Regions from separate parts of the Homo sapiens genome. Here region 2 is linked to region 1. Evidence: chromatin loops called from intact Hi-C (ENCODE). Cell type or tissue: endothelial cell of umbilical vein. All regions are shown on one strand. Links, peaks and the distances in the headings refer to the core of each region. The heading gives the core; the rest is flanking DNA.

Evidence for each region. Peaks named below come from ENCODE experiments on the same cell type or tissue, not always from the same donor. Only the 100,000 strongest peaks of a DNase experiment are listed, where the experiment ranks them.
Region 2: a loop joins it to region 1, with 1.9 times the contacts of the local background. A loop is called at or near these places in 2 of 110 quality-filtered maps.

Annotation. Positions count from the first base shown.
Region 1 is chr16:77,492,807-77,504,059 of GRCh38, reverse strand. All of the region lies in intron 1 of LOC105376775 (a long non-coding RNA gene), which reads left to right. Among named protein-coding and RNA genes, the nearest start is that of ADAMTS18, 63 kb to the right of the region's middle. RefSeq lists an enhancer at 2,200-2,701. In endothelial cell of umbilical vein, for the core only: no CTCF peak of the experiment used is centred there; a DNase peak (open chromatin) is centred at 4,439; H3K27ac peaks cover 331 bases.
Region 2 is chr16:77,547,053-77,558,305 of GRCh38, reverse strand. No RefSeq gene overlaps it. Among named protein-coding and RNA genes, the nearest start is that of LINC02131, 38 kb to the left of the region's middle. In endothelial cell of umbilical vein, for the core only: no CTCF peak of the experiment used is centred there; a DNase peak (open chromatin) is centred at 5,195.

The DNA.
Region 1 (11,253 bases), core at 1,174-9,173:
TGTTACTTAGCACGTGCCTGTAATATAAATGGTTCTCATTCCTTCTTTGTGATCTATATCTATATCATAAATACGTATATGTAGATATATATTTCAGGTCCTTAAATACTTTCCTATCCAAATAATGGACTCTCAACAGTTTTGTTCTTCCCTTCTTATTTTTGCGTTCCTTCTTCCTTCCCTCCTCCCTCTTCTCTGTCTCTTTTCCTTTCTTCTTCCATTCTGTCTATACTATTTTCTTCTTGACAATTCTATATTATTTTCTGCTTGACAACTAAATGCTGCTAATCTTTGCTAAGGTGTTAACGGCCAACAGTGTGTCAATGTGTGGTTGCTCTCAGGGGTCTCTTGGTGAAGGACTCTTGAGAGAGTCTTTCCATGGCCTTTCTGAGGGATCGGTCCCTAGGGATAGAATTTTTGTCTATACAGTAGACTTCGAAAGAAAGCTGGTGTTAATTAGTCCGGTGTATTATTGGCTGGGGAAATGCTGTAACCATTTATTTAGTAGAAAAACAAACATAAATCTTCAGATAGGCACTGTGTATTAATCAGACAAGTGGAATTTCAAGCTTTATTTCTCATGTTTAGTCTCTATTGCTACACGAGGGAGGGTAGCATCTGTGGAAAGAGTGTCACCTTTTAAGTCCCGCAGACCTCAGTTTGAATAATAATACCACTTGTTAGGTATGTGACAGAGAGCTCCTAACCTTAAATTCTTACTACAGTCTGATGTTTGGAAGTAAGGCACTGAAGAGAGATATGGGCTAGACTAAAGGAAGTTCCCACTCTGAGATAAACAGAGAGGTTTTCAACCACCTAGGTAAAACTAGAAACTATTGTTTGGGACTCTAATTAATCAGGGAACATGTGCTCTTCTAATGAAATAGTATCTGAAATCTGCTTTTATTTTTATTTCTTATTTAACTCTTTAGTAGGCATAGGAATGCAAACACGATCAAAAGTGAATTATAGGTTAGGTAATTGTCTGGTTAGTTGGCTTGGGCTTTAGTTACCTGAACCTACGGCTGGAAGGAAAATTCAAAATATACATTAAAACTTCTCAAACATTGCATTCATAAAGCATCACCTTGTTCTCTTAAAGGCATCTTAACATATACTATTTTGTTTATCACAAAGGCCTAGTGAGGAAGGTGTCTAATGATACCATCCAACTGTGTTTTAAGGGCAAAGGAATAGAAGCCTAGGTATGTGAAGCGGTTGTTCAAGATTCTTAGCTGGTTAGTGAAAAAGGATAGCCCAGAATTCTCATCTTCGATACGGTGCTTTATTATGGAATAATACTATTCATCCCTGGCAAAGTGTGCCTTTTAGTATCATCCCTCATCTTAGTCTTTGTAGTCATGATCTATAGCCCTTTCAGTGGTGGTGTGTTTTACAAACCTAAGTCACGTGATAAATGTCAGATCCTTTTAGCTTCCAAATGCAGAAATATCTTTGTGGAGAGTGTATATCAGAACTTCATGGAGGCAGCCTGATTTATTGAAAACCATTTGGGGTTTGAGAATAGACGGCCCTGGGCCAGCAGACGTGTCTGTTATGATGCTGTTTATTCAGATTATTTTTTGCATGATTTTTATCACCACCAAGTCTCCGTGTCCTCGTTATTCATAATGAGTTCCTATGAGAAATGAAATGACATATGCACAGCTCCTGGTCTGTAGTAATCACCAACAAATAAGGATTCACCTTTTCCTCTTCCTTTCCTATTCCATTTTGGCCAGCCTTCATGTTACAAGGAAAGAAATAGCCAATAGAAAGTGTGATGAAGTCAGCAGAGGAATCAGAAGGAAAACAGAGACCTACTCCTGCCTTCTCTTCTGGTATTTTGCAACAGATCTTTGCAGTTTCTGATGGCTCATTTTTGACCACTGTTGATAGTTTTGAGGAATTTCTTTACACTCAAAAATGTCTTTTAATTCTCAAAGCAGAGGCTGAGGCAAAATTAGGCCACCGGTTTATTTTCAGTTCTTGGTCGGAACGCAGGCTTCGTTCATCCTTGTTTTGTCTGCAGAAACTCTTGCTCTTCTGTTCCCATAAACATCTACATTTAGCTGTTGAATTCTTTCCAGGGAAGGCCTATCAAAATTCTTGAAGGGTCAGAGATGTAAGTGTTAGTTATCTCATGTGCTAGAAGGAGCTTTAGAGATTATATAGCATAATCCTTTCATTTCACAGATGAAGAAACTGCCGCTTGAGAAGGGGAAATGTCTTGTCCAAGTTTACCCAGGGAAAATCCCAGGGTAACCTTTCAGTTCCCCTGAAGCTTCTCCTATAGTCATAGTCATTTTGACATATTAATGAGGAATGAAAATCCCAGAGGTGATGTTGTTGACATAATTGCACAAGCCTTCTAAGTAACTTTGTCAAAATGGGAACATCTCCATAAGAAACAAAACTATTTAGTAGACGTTGTTTAGAGGTAAGAATTTTACTTACTTCAGAGTGATTTCTATGCACAGTTAATTAGCTTAGGAAGCTCTTTGTTTGTAGAGGAATGTCCACGGATGGTCTCCCAGGGGTCTATGACCCCCTGAAATTTAAAACTTCCTGTGTGTTTTCAAATGAGAGGGCTGGGTACATGTTAGAGCCCCCAGAGTCAGCCAAACATAACTTCCCCTTAAAGAGTGTCCTACATGATAACAAAGGAATGACTCCTTGACTATCTTTTTTTTTTAATTGGAGAAACTTCTAGACTTTTTTTAATTAGACTGGCTTACACCCACTTTATTGTGTGTGGTTGTTGGTAGAGACTGAGAACACACAGTAGAAACTCAAACAATCCATCTTTTCCTCTGAAGCTTGATCAGTCAGGATCCCAGAATAGGACTAAGCTTAGAAAGGTATTGAAAACCAAATGCTGCATGTTGTCACTCATAAGTGGGAGTCAAACAATGAGAACACATGGACACGGGGGAGGGGACAACGCACACTGGGGCCTGTCAGGGAGGTGGGGAGGGAGAGCATCAGGGCAAATAGCTAATGCATGCAGGGCTTGAAACCTAGATGACAGATTGATGGGTGCAGCAAACCACCATGGCATCTGTATACCTAGGCAACAAACATGCACGTCCTGCGTATGTATCCCGGAACTTAAAATAAAATAAATTTAAAAAAAAGGTGAACACAGGGAATGCCATTGAATTTCCTGTTTTTCTTTGTGGATTTAAGTGCAAAGTCTAGGTCAAATACTTTGGCCTTAGAACTTGAGGAGGAAGGCTGATGTTGCATCTTAATATAAATACTTGGCTATTAGCATATGATATCCGAGTATTTCTTAATTCCTGCATTAAATCAAATCAGTATAAAATTACTCAATTTCACAGCTACTTCTCGTCTGTCAGTATGGTTATGGATCAGGAGGCACAGAACAACTCAAATATTTCTCAAGGGAAAAGAAGTTAACCATTTATTGATATGCATAGCTTGGCCTAACTAGGGAGAAGGCAGAGAAATGCTGTGTAAATTAACAGCTTCTTTAGCCCTTCTTTAAGGATCTGAGTTTATTTAGCTTTCCTAATACTCAAATTCATTTCTTGAAAGAGAAGAGAGGATTCTAGTAGAACCTTCTGACCTCCCTGTTATCACAGCACCTTTGTCCCTAACAGCCAGTGACATGTCAGTTCCAAGCCCTCCGCCTCCCTGATACCACCCCAGGGATGCATGACAAAACCATTCCTACCCCTGCTTCTCTTCTTTGTTAAGGGAGTGTTTCAAGGGCATTACTATATTACAAATGATTTGTTATCTTTGTGGTAACTTAAAAACCTTATACTTGAGTAATATATAACTTGTGTGTGTGTGTCTATGTGTGTGTGTATCTGTGTGCATCTGTGTGTGCATGTCTGTGTGTGTATGGGTGTGTTTCTGTGTGTGTCTCTGTGTGAGTCTGTAAGTGTGTGTTTGTGTGTGTGTCTCTGTGTGTGTGTATGTTTGTCGTATGGGCTTGACTTCCAGGTGTGTTATTATCTCCTTCCCTAGGACAACCTTTTTCCCAACTTGCCCTCTACATGGTTAATAATGAATCCACAGGTATTTTGGACACCTGATATTTTTATCCGTGGTGATTGGAGCTGCGAACAAAAGGGATAGACACAACATTTTTTATGCTACTGTAGGGAATACAATTTCACTTCCTTTCTCCCACTGTTTGCCAAATACCCACAATGAACAAAGCACTAGGGGTTGGAGGAAAAACTCCACAAGTCTTCCCTTCAACGCAGTGGCCGTTCTATATACACATTTTATAACAGAACGGCCAGACTGGATCATTTTGATTTCTCAAGTCTGAAATGTAATGAACATTTCTTATTTGAAATGTTTAAAATGTGAGGGAAAGGGCAGCCTGCCTGCCTGCTGGTCATCATGAGAAACTGTAATGTGCGGGAGGTACCGTGGAGGAGCCGTCCTGCTTGGGAAGTGATGGCCTCTGAGGGCGTGCCAAGATCAGCAGAGATCTGGCCTCATAAATCCAGGCTTTGAGTCATCCTAGTAGCGTTGCCCCTGCCTCCCAGACTGCATGCCCATTTTCCGTCCCTGCTCAGCCTGTCAGGAGCCCTGGCCTCTGCTGTGTTGGCTGAGCTGGGTGTCTGTTTTCATGCAGGGTTCTGGAAAGAATCTGGTGGCATGTGGCTTGTTCTGAGTCCTCTATAAAATGCTGCTCACTTGTTAATTTCTCTTCATTAGGTCCTTTGCCAAAGGATGTGCTAAACACAGGGATCAATGCTACCATGAGAGCATTTCCACTTGCCAAAGTGTGAAATGTCAACTCTACAGCTGCAATCTTCACAAAGAAACAGAGTCCTTTATATCCCAACAAAGCACTGGAGAGTAATTCTAGGGGTAGATGTGCAAAGTAGGTCATAGGAGAGAGTTGGAACATCTAAGCCCCTTGAAGCAAGGGATGAGCTCTGAGCACTGCGACAGGCACCCCTTGGCTGGCTGGTCCTGGCTGACCTCCCCTCTCACCTCTCATTCCTCCTCTCCTTACCCTCACAGCTTTGTCCTCTTTGAACTACTCCTACTGTGTTCTTTCTCAGTGCTAGGATTTCATGCCTGTGTTACCACCGTCTGGAACATCTTGTCTTCTGGATACTCTTGGCTACGTCCATGTTGTTCTTTATGATTCTCTTTGCATCTTTTCTGCTAGCAAGCCTGCCTGCCTGCCCGCCTGTCCGTCCTTCCATCCTTCCTTCCTCCCCCGCCTCTGACTCTCTCTCTCTCTCCTTCTTTCTTTCTTTTCTCCCTACCCTTCCCTCCCTTCCCCTCTCCTCCCCTCCCCTCCCCTCCCCTTCCCTTCCCTTTCTTTCCAGACAGGGTCTCGCTCTGTTACGCAGGGCGGAGTGCAGTGGTGCGTAATCTTGGCTCACTGCAACCTCCACCTCCCAACTTCAAGTGACTCTCCTGCCCCAGTCTCCCAAATACCTGGAATTACAGGTGTACGCCACCACGCCTGGCTAATTTTTGTATTTTTAGTAGAGATGGCGTTTCACCATGTTGGTCAGGCTGGTCTTGAACTCCTGACCACAAGTGATCCACCACCTTGGCCTCCCAAAGTGCTGGGATTACAGGCGTGAGCCATTGCACCCCCAGCCGTGTGCGCCCCCAGCCATGGCAAGCTTTTTAGAATCTTCCAGATGGGGATAAATATTCCTCCTCTGTGCTTTGATAGCCCCTTGGTTTTACCCCTTTATAAAATGTATTCATAACTCTTAAGGCAATTGATTATTTTTCCTCGTAAACCGAATGAAAGAGAATCTGTTTTCAGAAAGAACCTGTTGGATACATGCAGAAGAAAGATAAGAGTCTAGAAAATATCTTGGGATGTTGAGTCAGAGTTTGAATGCTGCTTTCTAGCTGTGTGATCTTTGGGACATTACTTAATGTCTCTAAATCTGCTTTCTCATTTTTAAAATGATGACAGTGCCACCTTATTTGTAGGACTGCTGTAAAGTTTGAAAGGAGATAACGGGCAAAACATACCTGATAGATGTTATTCATAAATATTGAATACCTATTTACATGGAAGGGGAAGCAGCAATGTTAAAGACAGCAACTTGCTCTTGACAGAGATAAAGAAAACACAGTCCTCAAATATGGACATTATGAAAGCTAATCAAAGGTGTCACAAAAATAAGTTCCACTTTTTGAGCACCTACTGAAGGCCTGCAAATGATGAGCTTTATATACATCGTCTCATTAATTCTCACAGTTATCTTGCAAGATAGAAACTGCCATCTTCATTCTATACCTAAGGAAACAGTCTCATGAAGAGTGTGCAACTGTCTCAAGGCTACAAAAGTTGCAGACTAAGACTTTGAGTTTACGTTTGTTTAGCTTATTGTGTCACAACTGGGTGGTTTTTTTTTTTTACCACCCCTCTCCAAGGGAACTGTGGAAATATCTGCAGACACTTTTCATTGTTACCAACTGGGTGATGGGGTGCTATTAGTATGTGGGTTGAGGCCAGTGGTGCCACTAAACATGCTACTATGTACAGGGCATTCCTACAGGAAAGAAATAGCCAGCCCCAAATTTTGATAATGCTGAGGTGAACAAACCTGGTCTAGTATTTTTGCTTCAAAGTTTCCCTTTTTCATCTTAAAGTATTCCATTAATGTGGTTTTGATGATATGGAGTCATGTAAGAGGCTAGTGGCATTTCAGAAAAGCCTTGTGCGAGCATACTCATATAACTCAATTCCCTATACAAAGTGATAGAAATGGCCACATAGACATTTATGCCCTGAACAACCCACTTAGAACTTTGACCTGCCCATGCTTCAATAACTTCACAACCACAAATCTTAGAAATGGGAGGAATATGGAGGGTTGGGAGCAGAAAGAATGCAGAGGTCACACCCAAGATGAGTTCTCACACTGCTATAAATAACTACCTTAGATGGAGTAATTTATGACGAATAGAGGTTTAATTGACTCACAGTTCTACAGGAAGCATGACTGGGAGGCCTCAGGAAACTTACAATCATGGCAGAAGGGGAAGGGGAAGCAAGCACCTTCTTCACATGGCAGCAGGAGAGAGAGAGCACACTAGGAGGAAGTGCCACGGACTTTTAAACTATCAGATCTTGTGAAAATTCACTACTATGAGAGCAGCAAGGGGGAAATCAGCCCCTATGATCCAGTCACCTCCCACCAGGTCCCTCTTCCAGTTTGACACGAGATTTGGGTGGGGACACAAATCCAAACCATATCACAACCCTCGCTCCACTTAGGAGCTGGTTGTCTTTGGGAAATGGAGCTGATCTCCCAAGATATATTTTTTACATCTATAAAATGGGAATATTAAAGACTGCCTCAAAGAAATGAGTCAGGATTATGTGAAGCCATGTAGTATGATATTTTGTTGAAGGATGTGGCACCTCCTGGGTATACAATGTTATCCTCCAAAGAAACCTCTTGGAATGTGGTTGTTTGTTCATCCTCTGCATGTAAGTAGCAGAAACTTTTCTTTTTTTAACCCAAGGGGTTGACTGCAGAGCCTGTGCTATTTTGCCTCCCCTTTCTACCTTCCCAGCATTCACTTCTGGCTGATAGAATTGTTACCTCTCAAGTTCATAATGCCAACCTTCCCACCCCTACTACTCAACAGAATGGTGACAAATGGTGCTTCACACGGGTAGTATCCCTCAGGTTATTTTCCCACTTACACCTGTCACCACCCTTCTTCCTGCTCCTGAGTAGAAATGTTACTGCTCACAATGAAGCAGCAGGAGACTCCCTGAGCGAGAAAGGACACTAAGGACACTTGGTCCCTTCCAAGGCTCTGGTTTTGCCTATTAGGTATTCCATTGAATTAGCTCTGCTTTCACATATGAGGTATTCAGTTAAGCAAAATCCCACTTTTCTAACACCTCTCACATGCCAAAGCCTTTGCTAAGCACTTTATATGCCTTAGTTTATCATGGCGCTCAATAAGACTTCAACAAATATTTGTTAATAGTTGTATGAATGCAATAGTCTTACGAAAGAAGAATCACACATTCTTATGATACAGAGTCTCAGAGTCACACAGGAACTGTGGGGAAGACCAGCCATAGGACACCAGTTGTCTAATTTCAAAGCCCACAGTATGTGTGTGTGTGTGTGTGACAGGTTCTCCATGCAGTGGCACAATCTTGGCTCACTGCAGCCTCTGCCTCCCAGTTTCAAGCAATTCCCCTGCCTCAGTCTCCCAAGTAGCTGGGATTACAGGCATGCGCCACCATGCCTGGCTTAATTTTGTAGTTTTTGGTAGAGACAGGATTTCAACATGTTGGCCGGGCTGGTCTGGAACTCCTGACCTCAAGTGATCTGCCTGTCTCGGTCTCCGAAACTGATGGGATTACAGGCATGAGCCACCGCACCTGGTCCAAAGCCCACATTCTTAACCAAGACAAAATACTAACATACAGTAAAAGAAATGTCCTGCCTGCACCAGGACCTGCTGATGTTAAGAGTCATTCTAGACTGCTGGCTGTACGCACATCCCAATTTTTTTGATTTATGAAAAATATCTCCTCATCCACATATGCGACAGGTATTTATTGAACTTCTGCTATGTTCCTGGTGATGTGTTGGTCCATACAAGAGTAAAAAAAACAGACTAAAACTCCTGCTCACATACAGTTTACATGACAGTGAGGTGGGAGGTGATGATCCTTAGACAAATAAACAAATTATAATAGATGAATATTGAGTGTTACCAAGGAGATGAGTGGGCTACCCAGGTAGAGATTAAAGCTATTTAGGGGGAGGCATCACAGAGGAGACAATATTTTTAAAATGACCCTGAAGAACGAGAAGTCAGCTGTGCAAAAACCCTGGGAAGTATGTCCCAGGCTGCAGGAGCAACGTGTGCAAAAGCCCTAAGGCCAGAAAGGCCTGGTATGCCTGAAGTGTAGAGGGCAAAAGAGAGAGTACAGATGCGTGAAGATGCCATTATTCTGATTTTTTTCTTTTTGAGTCAGAGTCTTGCTCTGTCATTCAGACTGGAGTGCAGTGGCACAATCTTGACTCACTGCAACCTCTGCCTTCCAGGTTCACATGATTCTCCTGCCTCAGCCTCCCAAGTAGCTGGAATTACAAGTGCCCACCACCACATCCGGCTAATTTTCATATATATATATATTTTTTTTTTTTTAGTAGAAATGAGGTTTCACCATGCTGGTCAGACTGGTCTCAAATTCTTGACCTCTGAGCTGAAGTGATCTGCTCACCTCGGCCTCCCAAAGTGCTGGGATTATAGGTGTGAGCCACCACGCCCGGCCTCTGTTTTTTTTTAATTGTAATAGATGAAAGACAACTACATGAAAGAAATAGATAAACTTGGACACTTTATTAATAATAACTGATGTTGTTCGAGTAGTACTCAAACCCTAACCCCTGGCACTTCTGAATGTGAACTTATTTGGAAATAGGGTCTTTGCAGGTGTAGTTGAGATGTAAGTTAAGATGAGGTCATACTGGAGTAGGGTGGGCCCTGAATCCAATATGACTTACGTCCTGATATAAAGAGAGGAAATACATCTGTGTGTCTATCTGATAGACACACACAGAGAAGAGAATGCCACGTGAAGACAGGGACATACGGGGAAGACAGCCATGTGATGAAGGAGGCGGAGACTGGAATTATGCAGCTGCAAGATTTCCTTTGGTGTTCCTTGCTAAGAGATGCTAGGAGAGAGAGGATGGTTCTGCCAGCACCTTAGACTTTAGACTTTTAGCCTCTAGAAATGTGAGGGAATATACTTCTGTGTTTAAAGCCAGCCAGTTTGTTGTAGTTGTTAGGGCAGTCCTAGAAAAGTAATACAGTCACTCATTAGTTATAACATCTCTCTCAATTGATCACAATCTATCTGCCCTCCCAAAAGGGGTCCATAGAGATTCCTCCCTGAAATGGACTTTGTCAGAGGGCAAGATACCTTGGAAATTGACAGTCCCAGTGTCCTAGCAGCTACATAAGAATGGACAGGCTCATATTTACAGCCTGGCCTCCATCCTGACTGCAGCACGAACTGAGGAACTGGTTATATCTCTTGGCTGAGCAAAAGGCATTCTCACTTCCTAAACTTATGGGCGTCTTGTCTTCCTTCGTTCCAAAAGAATGAGGGACCTGGGTCACTCCCAGGTCCTCATAGCTCCTGTAATTGCAAAAAAGAAAAAAAATGGGGTTATGCAGACTGCACTCTCTCTGTGGGGAGGTTTGGATTACCCCAACATGGACTTCAGATGATTAGAGAAAAAAATAAAGTTTAATTTGCCCCAGAGTGGTTCTTTGCTTGAACAAGTGTTCCTCATTAACCAAACAAGGGTGTTGGTTTTTTTTTAAATTTTTTATTTTCACCCTGAGTGGCAATTACCTTTTCTTACTAGCACAAAGTTCTCTATCTAAAAAAATGTTTTAAATAATCAAAAGGAAATATATTCCAAGGATAGTGATGAATTTCTGAGTGGCAGGAGGAAGATGGAATCTCGCGGGGATGGTGATGATGAGCAAGGATTTGGATAGACATGTACCCCAGCTCTGTAACCTGGATGAGCTGGTTCCCTTTCTGAGAGCAATAATTCCTTATTTGTAGAGTTATTGTTGATATGCAATGAAATAATACATAAGACTCTCAGAAGTGTGTCATTCTTAAGTCAGATGTTATTACTCTAGCTCGGTGCCCTCATTGTATAGATACATGGTGGCCCAGGGAATGATGGTGTTGATTCAGGACCAGGACCTGGTGAGAATGACTTGCTACCTATCCAAGACATTTCCTAGGTTTCATCGCCTAAGGATGTGCATGGTGCCCGAGAACTCTCTCGTGTGCCACAGGAGGGCATGTAGACTTTGTTCTAGGGCCAGAAGATACATAGGAAGATATTCATTTGGATCTCTCTGCCCATTTCCAGCTTATCCAGGAAGCTTCCTCTGGTGGGGTCTGAGATTTTACCCGACTTGCCAGCTAACAAGTGAGTCTCCCAAGCTTTTATGGATGTTGGCAGAAGATGTGAGACTCCTGGGTCAGTGACAAAGGGCTTTATTAATCCCAGTACAGCAAGTAGCCTGCACTTCACATTTGTGTCAGCTGTCCTCACCTGTCTCCTACAGGACAACGCATAACTGTAGGGAGAGTCACAAATGGGGAACCCCAGGCTGGGAGAACCTGAATCTTTACTATGGGACAGCAACCATGCCTGCCTATGGCTCCAGAGGGAGATAATATTTCTACCTTCCAAGCCTGTTTGT
Region 2 (11,253 bases), core at 2,164-10,163, 53 kb before region 1:
TGGGATTACACACGTGAGCCACCATGCCTGCCCCAATCCCATTCTCTATCAACCCCAAACTTAGGGCCCAGTTAAGACTTTCACAGCACTAAGAAAGATGTTAACACTACTACCACTAAGTATAAAAAGAATACATAATAATGTTAATAATAGCAATTAGGGATACAAACACTGCTCATAATGTTAACAATATTAACTGAATCTGTTAAAGATTTTTAGATGCAAGCTACTTCTCTGAGTAATTAGCAAAAAGAAATTTAGTAGAAACATGTAGTCTTGCTTGTAGGATCGAAGGAAGAATGGGACAATCAGACAGTAGCAAAGACAGGAATCAGGGCTTTTTATGGGATGAGATAGCAAGAAGAAATAGCTTCTTTGGGATGACAATATTGATGTGAATCATCTCCATCCATGCAATTCAACCTAGATTGTCAGGAGAAAGAGTAGACAATGCTGTCTGAATTTTCAGATGCATTACCCAGGAGAAAAATTTCTACCTTTTTTGAACATTTGTATGATGACCTACATGAAGACCTGTGCTAACAGTTTGTTGACGTATTCCAATCTCCAGCACAAACTTTCAAAGAAGTATTAATATATCTTTTCTACAGATAAAGCCCTTGTGGCTCAGAGAAGTTTAGTAACTTGCACAGGGTCACACAGCACAGTTGCTGAGACTCTAATCTGGGTCTTTCTTTGTCCAGTCGGCCATCCAGGCTGCTCTCCATGGTTCTTGCTCATCAGAAGATGAACCTCTCATGGTCCAAACCCTCCCTAGTTAATTCACAGAGCATCTTCAAAGTAATTAGATTTTCTTTCTCCTATATTTTGCAAAGTTTGATGACCTGAATCAAAAGGAAAAAGTTCATTGTGACAGCAAATCTCTCTGCATGGCTACCAACTTGCTCTTCTGCAATTCAACATTTATTCTTTTTCTTTCTAGAAACAGCCCGGCATTATAGTAGATATTCATTTATTTGCATAATGTTTGATTCCCTACATGAGTCTATGCTCCAAAAGAGCAAAGACTTTGTCTCCCAATTTCTAAAAGAGGCTCTTGATAAAATATTTCTTGAAGGAATGGCTGCAGCTGGCAGAAGCAAACCAGGTCGCAGATTTCACTCCTTCCCTTGTCCAGTAACCGATTCAAGACGTATTCTCCAAACCAGCAATTCCTCCTACTTCCCTATTTTTGGTAATTACTCCTCGGCATCCTTACCAACATCTGTTGTTTTTTTGACTTTTTATATTCACCATTTTGACTGAGGTGAGATGGTTTCTCATTGTGGTTTTAGTGTGCATTTATCTGATGATGACTGATGTTGAACAGTTTTTCATATGTTTGTTGGCTGCTTGTATGTTGTCTTTTGAGAAATGTCTGTTTCTATTCTTTGCCCACTTTAAAAATACACTTTTTATTGGAATGGTTTTAGATTTACAGAAGAGTTACAAAGATGCCAGAGAGTGTCCTTACACTCCACATTGTTCCCCCCATAGCTAACATTGAATGTGTCTATCAGTTCCTGCAAACTAAAACACTCACAGTGGTACATTTGTCAAAATGAAGAAACTGGCATTGGTACCGTACTGTTAACTAAATTTCAGACTTAACTAGTTTTCCTGTTAATGTTGTCTTTCCATTCCAGGAAACAATCCAGAGTGCCATATTGCGTTAAGTCATCATGCCTTTCTAGTCTCCTTTGATCTGTGACAGTTGCTCAGTCTTTCCTTGTTTTTTATGACCTTGACAGTCTTAAGGAGTACACACTGGGTACCCTGTAGGATGTCCTCATCTCCCCAAGTGATTTTGACACCACACTCGACTTTTGCCTCTTGAGGACAAGGCCACATCTGCATTGTCACCACTACATACCACACATTCCGCGCATGCCTGGCCCAGAACAGGACCTCAGTGAACACGTGCTGGGATAAACGTGATTCCTGTCTTGCTAAACTGAGTGGCCCTGCAGCAGGAGCCAGGCCTGGTGCATCCCTGCATTCCACACTGCGCCTGCCTGACCTGTGCAAAGTCTGTGACAAGAACTCTCATCCTCCAATGGGGCTGAATGCGTTCGACTCAAGTAGGAATTACAGACAGAAATCATCACATAATTACAACAAGAACTCTAATTGCGATCATCTGACCACTTTTTGACATCTCTCTTTCCGTTCTTTCATAGATGTGTTGCCCAGTCAGATAAAATGAAACAAAGACAAAGGAGGCTGCTGGTGTTCTCACCAGAGCCGGGAAGACAGGCTCTTGCTCTGGGCGTGTTTATAAATTTAAAAATATTTCAGATGCTTTTGCGATACTGCTTATTCTGGTTCAGTGCTCAGGGGGAATGCGTGAGGGGGGACGGCCTTCCATCTCATGGGACTGCAGGATTACGGGGGCACTTCACTCTGCCAGAGGGGAAACACGGCTGCACTGCGGAAAGGATTCGATTCAAACATTAACCGAAAACAGCAACAACAGAGTGTTTTTTGAGTATGGTCTAGTGGTTCTTTGTGCTGTATTAAGTACATTCCATACATGAATAGCTAATGCTGACACTATTCTAAAAAGCAGATAATTTTGGTTCTGCTTGAATAATGAATAGCAAACGATGAAAGGATAGCGGCTTGAGAGGCCACGGAGGATGCTCAAGAGGGATCACAAGGCTCAAGGTGACAAAGCTGGGGGTGGAACTTGCATTTCTATGCTGCTCAAGCCACCACTTTTTCCAGCACTCTTTAGAGACCTCAAAAGCTGCCTTTCTATGTATATAGGCATGCATGCATTTATCTCTCATTGATCATTTTTACTATTAAATAAACACTTTTTTATATTATAAATATTTTTGTTATTAAATATATTTCATATCTAGCATTATTTAGTGCAGGATTCCTCAAAGTGTGGTCCATGAGACAACTACATCGAAACTCCATGAGGAGCTTGTCAAAAATGTCAATTCCTAGACTCCAGATCTTCTGAAACAACTCTGGGGGTGGGGCCAGAGCTTTAAAAACAAGCTCTGTGGTTGATGCAAATTCTTACTGAACTTTGAGAACTTCTGCTGTAGGGAAGTATGCAGGACTTGGAATCAGAGGGCTTGTCTAGTGTCAGTTCTGGGATGTTCTAGCTGGTTAATCTTCAGCAAATCAAAGCCTCAGCTGTAAAATGGGTAGCTTCTCACTTCACATGGTTGCTGTTAGGATAACAAGAGAAAATACAGCGAGGAGCCTGCTATCCCTGAGAAATCGAGCATCTCACAGTTCTAAACTTATAGGAGAAAGAAGTCCATGTCAGAGTATCATGAGGCTGGGAATGGTGGCTGAGATGGAAGGACTGCTTGAGCCCCGGAGTTTGAGAGCAGCCCGGGCAACATAGTGAGACCCATCTCTACACAAAATAAAAAAAAAATAGCTAGGCAGACCCGTCTACACAAAACAAAAAAATTAGCTATGCATGGTAGTGCACGCCTGTAGTCCTAGCTACCTGGGAGGCTGAAGTGGGAGGATTGCTTGAACCCAGGACATCGAAGCTGCAGTGAGCCATAATCACGACACTGCACTGCAGCCTGGGCAACAGAGTGAGACCTTGTCTGATAAAGAATATCATAATACTGTCATGTTGCACTTTTCTCATCAGGTGACAGCAAGCTTTTGATGTGACTTTATACAACCACACATAGTACCATGGAATTGAAATATATCCTTGAGGCTTTTGTGCTAAGAAAAACAAAATTTAGATGAAAACGGAAAAGCTAGGAGGAGTGGTGATGGTTAACAGCATAGGATCTAAATCAGGGTTTCTCGGCCTCTGCACTATTGATATTCAGAGTCCAATAATTCTGTGTTATGGTGGGGGCTGTCCTGAGTATGGCAGGTTGTGTAGCAGCATCCCTGGCCTCCATCCACTAGATGACAGGGACACCTCCTTCCCAGTTGTGAAAACCAAAAATGTGTCTAGGCATTGCCAGATGTTCCCTGGTGGAAGAATTGGTCCTGGTTAAGAACTGCTGTTCTTAAGGAAGATGAATGGGTTCAGTTCCTGGCTCCACTACTGATTGTCAGTGTGAACTTGGGAAACATGTTTAACCCCCAAAGCCTTGGTTTTCTTAGCTATAAAATGGAGAAGGATAATATTCTAAGTCCCTACCCTACTGAGTTGTCATTAGGATCACGTGAGAAAGCACACCTCAAAAGTGTAGCAAAATTCTTGGCTCTCTGCTGTGTGTGTGTGTGTGCACGCACGCTTGCTCATGGGAGCAAGTGTGTGCGTGTCTGTATGTGTGTGTGGTTTAATAAATCTTGAAGATTTGTCAGACTTTAAAGCTTTGAAAAACACACTCCTCCTTTTCTTCCTTTTTGCAGAAAGGGTTATTCAAAATGTGACAATTCTTCAGGTCAGAAGTGAACTGAGAATGTTATTACTAAGTTGTGGACACTGAAATTGAGCTGAATCAGATATATTTTACCCTAGAACCAGCTAACTGTTGACACCTGATGTTCTATAGAACACAGCTACAGAAATTTAAATGAATTAAATTCAATCAGACTCTGAAAGAAAATCAAAATAGGCTGAGACTGGGTTTCAGCTCCCAAAGCATCTCTTATGGGGTGCTCGTGAAAGTCTCTCTACGGCAGCTTTAGTGACCCACCTGCGCAGACACCACTCATGTCTCAGCTTTTTTTCAGACTGCAGTGAAAATCATTCATTTCTTCTCAATGTGAACTTGCTGGTTGGACCCATAGTCAGGGTTGAGACTGAGGAGGTGTTTGGTTTAGTTCTCCCCTGGTCTGGCTGCTTGAACGCAATCTGTAGATGGCTGGTCTTTCAAGAGCATGGGAGGTTTTTAACATTTGGGACAAATTAACCAGTATGACAAAAGCAAAACAGTTCCCCTCTTAAGATGAAGTGTTCCTTAAGTGCCTATACGATTTCCAGCCCAGCCTGGATGTGTCTCCTCCCCTGTCTGCTCTGAAGGGGCACTGGAACCCAATGTGTGAACAGAATAATGAGACGTGGTGGTTCTCCTGTGGGCCGGGCTCTGCAGAGCTGAGTGACAAGTCGATGATAACAATCTCAGTGGAGCCTGAACTTGGCCTGAACCCGGCACTTTCCGCCTTCCTCGCCCTTACTTGGGATGACTTTGGTGTCCCCTTCTCCAGCCTCCGCACTACCAAGCATTTCAATACTTTCTCTTTTATTATTTCTCCTTCAACAATAACCATAATATATGACTTGATACTTTCCTGGCATAGGCCCAGTTTTCATGAATACTAATCATTCACCCAAATCCTTTCTTTCAGAATCTCTCTTCTTTGTTCAGGGAATGTTGCATCTTGCCTGCAGTGGGAATGAATGTTATAAGAAATCGGGTTGATGAATGCCTGCTTCCCTCAAACTTGAGTGCCTTCTCACAGTGGCAGGACTATCTGCCAGTCACCTACCCTTTGATTAAGTACTTCCAAACATGGGAAGCTCACTACCTTATAAGGTGATGTGTTCCGTTCCCTTGGGGGACAGCATCAACTGCTGTTCTCTGCTGTGGCAGCCCGGTGGTGTCCTTTCTAACAGGTATCAGCATCCGCAACTATTTATTAGTTCATTCGTTGATGATCTGGGCTCCCCCTCCCTGCAATAGTTGTAAGCTCCATGAAGACAGAGAACTTCTTGATGTGCTGTGCATTTGGATCTTCTGTTGTTCTCCTTGAATGTGAGCTGAACCAAAAGATGAATAAGTGAATGAAATAGTTTACTTTCTGAGCCAGATCTCCTGGTAGGCAGAATTTATGTCTATTTTACCCCCAGCATTTAGCGTGGGGGCTAAGACAGAGTTAATATTATGATGTGGTAGAAAGAACACAGAGATTTGAGGTCAGACCTGTGTTTAAAAATCCCACCTATTCCACTTGCAACGGCCTTACGTAATTAGTATTTCTGAGTTGTAATTGCTTTAATCTGTAAAATAAATGTAACTATAGCACAGTACCCAATTCACATGTTGTGAAGATTAAAAGATTTTTCTAAAGTACTTAGCAGTGCCTGGCACATAGTAGGTGATCAACAAATATGATTTCAATTGCATTGAGAAGACCAGATGATTCTTACTAGCGTGGCCAGAAAAGACAAGGGGTAGGGGTACGGTTCATCTGTCTGTCTCCTCCAAGCCTGCCTCTGTGTCTTTCCAGAGGTGAGCAAAATGAAATGACCTGTTAATTTGTTCTTGGAAGCCACTTTAGTGTATCAGGTGTCTCCAGAAGAGCATCCACAATGAGGTGGCATCGATACAGGAGACCCTTGTGCGTTGATCAATGGCCCCCATGTAGTTTGTAGCATAATTGATTTCAAATGTGCGTTTATTTTTCTTTCCCTCCAACTTGTGGCTGCCTGGATTTTTAAACTTTTTATTCCCCCAAATGTGCCTGGATGTTGGATATCATACAAATGCAACCTCTCTCTCCCCTCTCTCTCTCCCTTCCTCCCACCCTCTCCCTCTCTTCCTCCCGCTCGCTCCCTCTCAGATTTGTCTGTCACTATCCTAAATTAGGAACAAATCAAAATCAGTTTAAATCTCCCAACTTAATAAACACCAGATCCCCCAAATGTCAGAGAGTCTAGTCTTTTGCAAAGTCTTTAACTTGTGGCTCATACTTGAGACTAAGGAAAAAAGTGGTAAATGACATGAAATAAAGAGGGGGGTGTTATAGGAGCAGATGGGTTACTCACTAGGCCAAGAATGTGAGGACAAGTGGTTTGGGGCCAATCTCTACCACACGGCTGGACCATGTACAAGCCTTCTGGTCTCTGAGGACTCTGCCAGGGGTTTTGAGTTCTGATTAGGACAGCCTAGACTTCTGCGTTATCATGAGTGGTTAGCTGTGCAGCAACAGGAATTGTCTTCACTAAGATGTTTCTAAGTCATAACAGAATGTCAGCTTTTCAGGGCCCAAGAAAACCATCTATGTCTTCATTTTGCAAAAGTACTTAGCAATTTTGACCATGATTTGTATCATATCCAAATGATACTTCTTTTTTTTTGTACTTGGTTTTATTCATGGAAAGACCTTTTAAAGTATGAGGGTTAGAAGAAAGGATATTGGATTGGGAGTTGATTCTAGGTCTGGATTATCCATAAACTTATTATGGGTCTTAAATCACTTAGTGCTTCTGAACCTTCCTTTCTTCATCTGTGATCGGAGGAAGGCCTCAGGTGAGTTGCTTAAAATTGTGGTCTGTGCAACATTGGGAGGTTTCTAAATATGGGGGCTCTTTACCCTCAAGCTGCACCCCACCCAGATCTACTCCACCATGATCAGATGGTGAACAGATATCCACATCTAACCCCTGGCACCTGCTGAATATGAGACTTTATGTGGCAAAGGAGACTTTGCAAATGCAGCTAAGAATTTTGACATGGGGAGATAAGCCTAGGTTATCCAGGTGCTTTTGGTGTAATTGTTCCTTATAATAGAGAAGGAGAGTCAGGGTGAGAGAAGGAGACATGATTGAGGAAGCAGGGTGAAATATTTGAAAGTGGGAAAAAGGGTCATGAGCCCAGGAATACAAGTGACCTCTAGATGCTGGGAAAGGCAAGAAAACGAATTCTTCTCTAGAGACTCCAGAAGGAACGCAGACCTGCTGACACCTTGATTTTAGGACTTCTGACCTCCAAATAATACACTTGTGTTGTTGTCAGCCACTAAGTTTGTAGTATTTGTTACCATAGGAAGCAAGTATACTTGCCTGTATTTGATTTACAGATTGAGTTTGTTTGTATTTTTTTTTTAAGTAAGATTTCATCTGAGGAAGGATTTCAGTGGTAGAAAATGTTTGAGAACAGATCCCTAAGTTCATTTCAGTTTGAAATGACTGTGATCAGCCAGGCACAGTGGCTCATGCCTATAATCCCAGCACTTTGGGAGCTGAGGCAGATGGATCACCTGAGGTCAGGAGTTTGAGACCAGCCTGGCCAACAAGGTGAAACCCTGTCTCTACTAGAAATACAAAAAAAATTAGCCAGGCATGGTGGCAGGTCCTGTAATCTCAGCTACTCGGGTGGCTGAGGCAGGAGAATCACTTGAACCTGGGAGGCAGAGGTTGCAGTGAGCCGAGATTGCGCCACTGCATTCCAGCCTGGGCGACAAGAGTGAGACTCCGTCTCAACAACAAAAAAAGGAAATGACTGTGATCTTCTTAATATCAAAAGACAGCTCAGGGGACAAAGAATGTGAATGCTTGCAGCCTTCGTGGGGAATGGCACGACATTCTCCAATAGTCAAACCTGCTTTGTCACATCCTCCTCCATCACATCTAGCAAGCTCTCCATGAGACTGCAAGCTCCAGGGGAGCAGGGCCACTCTTTTTTGTTCACTATAGGCTGGTCCTATTGTAGATGCTCAGTAACTATTCTTGGAATAAGGATCAATAAATGAGTAAAGTGCCACTGGCTCTGGTAGAAATGAAAATGGTATGGCCACTGTGGAAGACAGTTTGGCAGATTCTAACAAAACTACACACTGTCTCACCATGCACTCCAGCTATCCAGCTCCTTGGTATTTACCTAACTGAGTTGAAAACGTACATGCACACAACCAATGTTTGTAATAGCTTTATTTGTAATTGCCCAAACTTGGAAGCAACCAAGAGGTCCTTCAGTAGATGAATGGATACGTAAGCTTTGGTACATCTAGACAATGGAATAATATTCAGCACTAAAAGGAAATCAGCTATCGAGCCATGAGAATATAAGTGAAAACCTTAAATACATATACTAAATGAAACAAACCAACTGGAAAAGGCCATATACTGTATGATTTCAACTATTCTGGAAAAACCAAAACCGTGGAGTTAGTAAAAATATTGCCGGGTGCGGTGGCTCACACCTGTAATCCCAGCACTTTGGGAGGCCAAGGCGGGTGTATCACGAGGTCAAGAGATCGAAACCATCCTGGCCAACATGGTGAAACTCTGTCTCTACTAAAAATACAGAAATTAGCCGGGCGTAGTGGCATGCACCTCTAGTCCCAGCTACTCGGGCGGCTGAGGCAGGAGAGTCACTTGAACCCAGGAGGCAGAGGTTGCAGTTAGCCGAGATTGCACCACTGCACTCCAGCCTGGTGACAGAGCAAGACTCCATCAAAAAAAAAAAAAAAAAAAAATCAGTGGATGCCAGGAGTTAGAGAGAAGGGATGACTAGGTGGAGCACAAAGGATTTTAAAGGCAGTAAAACTCTTCTGTATGATACTACAGTAGCAAATACATGGTATTGTCCATTTGTCCAAACACATAGACTACAACACCAAGAGGGAAACCTGATGTAAACTGTGGGCTTTGGGTGATCATGATGTGTCAGTGCAGACTCATCAATTGTAACTGATGTATCACTGTGGTAGGGGATGTTTATAGTGAGGAAGGTTGTGTGTGTGGGAATGTATATGGGAAATCTCTACTTCCTGTTCCATTTTGCTGTGAATCTGAAAGTGCTTTTAAAAAACGAAGCCTACAAAAATTTTTAAAGACCACCGGTCTATCTGCAATTTTTCTATGTAGGCTATGCTTTGCAAAGACTACCCTAAAAGGAAATTCTCTTCCCAATTCTCTTGCCTCTCTGAGCAACTCCTCCTCCCCTCCCCCAACTCTTCCTTCCTCCTTTTTTTTGTATTTTTAGTAAAGATGGGGTTTTGCCATTTTGCCTAGGCTGGTCTCGAACTCCTGACCTCAAGCAATCCACCCACCTCGGCCTCCCAAAGTGCCGGGATTATAGGCATGAGCCACTGAGCCCGGCCAACTCCTTCTTCTTATGAAGATTTTTCTGTCTTTCTCTCTTCTACCACCTCGCCTGTGCTGTGTGCTATATCTATTATCCCCAATACCCCCTGAACTAACCTCAACCCTGGCACTAATCCCTGCTGCCCTGTCATTGTCAACACTTATTCATGTGACCTATTGGGCTGTGAGTCCCTGGGGGGCTACGCATGGCCTGCATTTCTGCATTCCTAAGTTTTAACATGGTTCCTCTCTCACACACACCCCCGGCAGGGCTCAGCACATATTTATTGGCCAAATGATTGAGGTTTAAAGACCTGCAAGTATTTTGCAGTGTCTGGTCCAGCTTTGCCAAAACTTTCCTCTCTTTCTCTCCCAAATGTCCAATTCTCTTCTGTAATTATTTCCCTCACATTTCTTTCCTTATTCCAGTTGTATCTGTGTCAGATTGTCTTCTCTTCCAGTACTGAGGTGAAAAGTACTGAGTTCTGTTCTAAACCAAGACATTCTCCAACTTTCACGAGTCTTGAAAACATTAATATGGGTATTTCAAAAAGTATGTATGGTAAATGTGTTAGGCTTAGTATTTAAATTAATATTCACAGCTTTCCTCACTAGCACTGGGCTTTCTCAGTTTCCTTTTTATTTTTATGAATTGCATTTGCAACTGTAAGATTATCAAATTCTTCTTGAATATGGTATAAATACACGAATATATAATAAAGACATGCCAGTTCCCTCTTTGTAGTGAGTGATTAGGGGCAAACTGTGAGAATATAATGCCCTAGAATAATTCAAGAAGTTGGCAGATTCTGACAAAGGGGGAAACCCCACTTGTAAAGAGTCAGTGGGATATAAGACATAACTCTCTAAATGAGCAGGTGGGCCTGTCCCTGAGGGTGGGGGGCGCGGCTTCTTATCTCATAGCACCTCTTTCTTTTTTTAAAAAAATAATTTCAACTTTCATTTTCATTTCGGAGGGGGTACATGTGCAGGTTTGTTACATGGATATGTTGCGTGTTGCTGAGGTTTGGGGTACAAATGATCCCGTCACCCAGGTAGTGAACATAAGACCCAGTAGTTCGTTTTTCAGGCCTTGTCTCCCTCCCTGTCTCCCTCCATCCATCCCTCCATCCCTCCATCCCTCCATCCATCACTCTTTCTCTCTCCCCTTTCTTTTATTCCCGGTGGCTATTGTTCCCATCTTTATGTCCATGTGTACCCAATGTTTAGCTCCCACTTATAAGTGAGAACATGTAATATTTGGCTTTCTGTTTCTGTGTTAATTAGCTTAGGACAATGGCCTCGAGCTGCATCCGTGTTGCTGCAAAAGACATGACTTTGTTCGTTTTTATGGCTGCATAGTATTCCATGGTGTATGCGTACATACCACATTTTCTTTATTCAGTCCACTGTTGAAGGGCACCTGGGTTGATTTCATGTCTTTCCTACGTGAATTGATAGCACCTCTTTCATTCTTTCCCAGATGCTGAACTTCG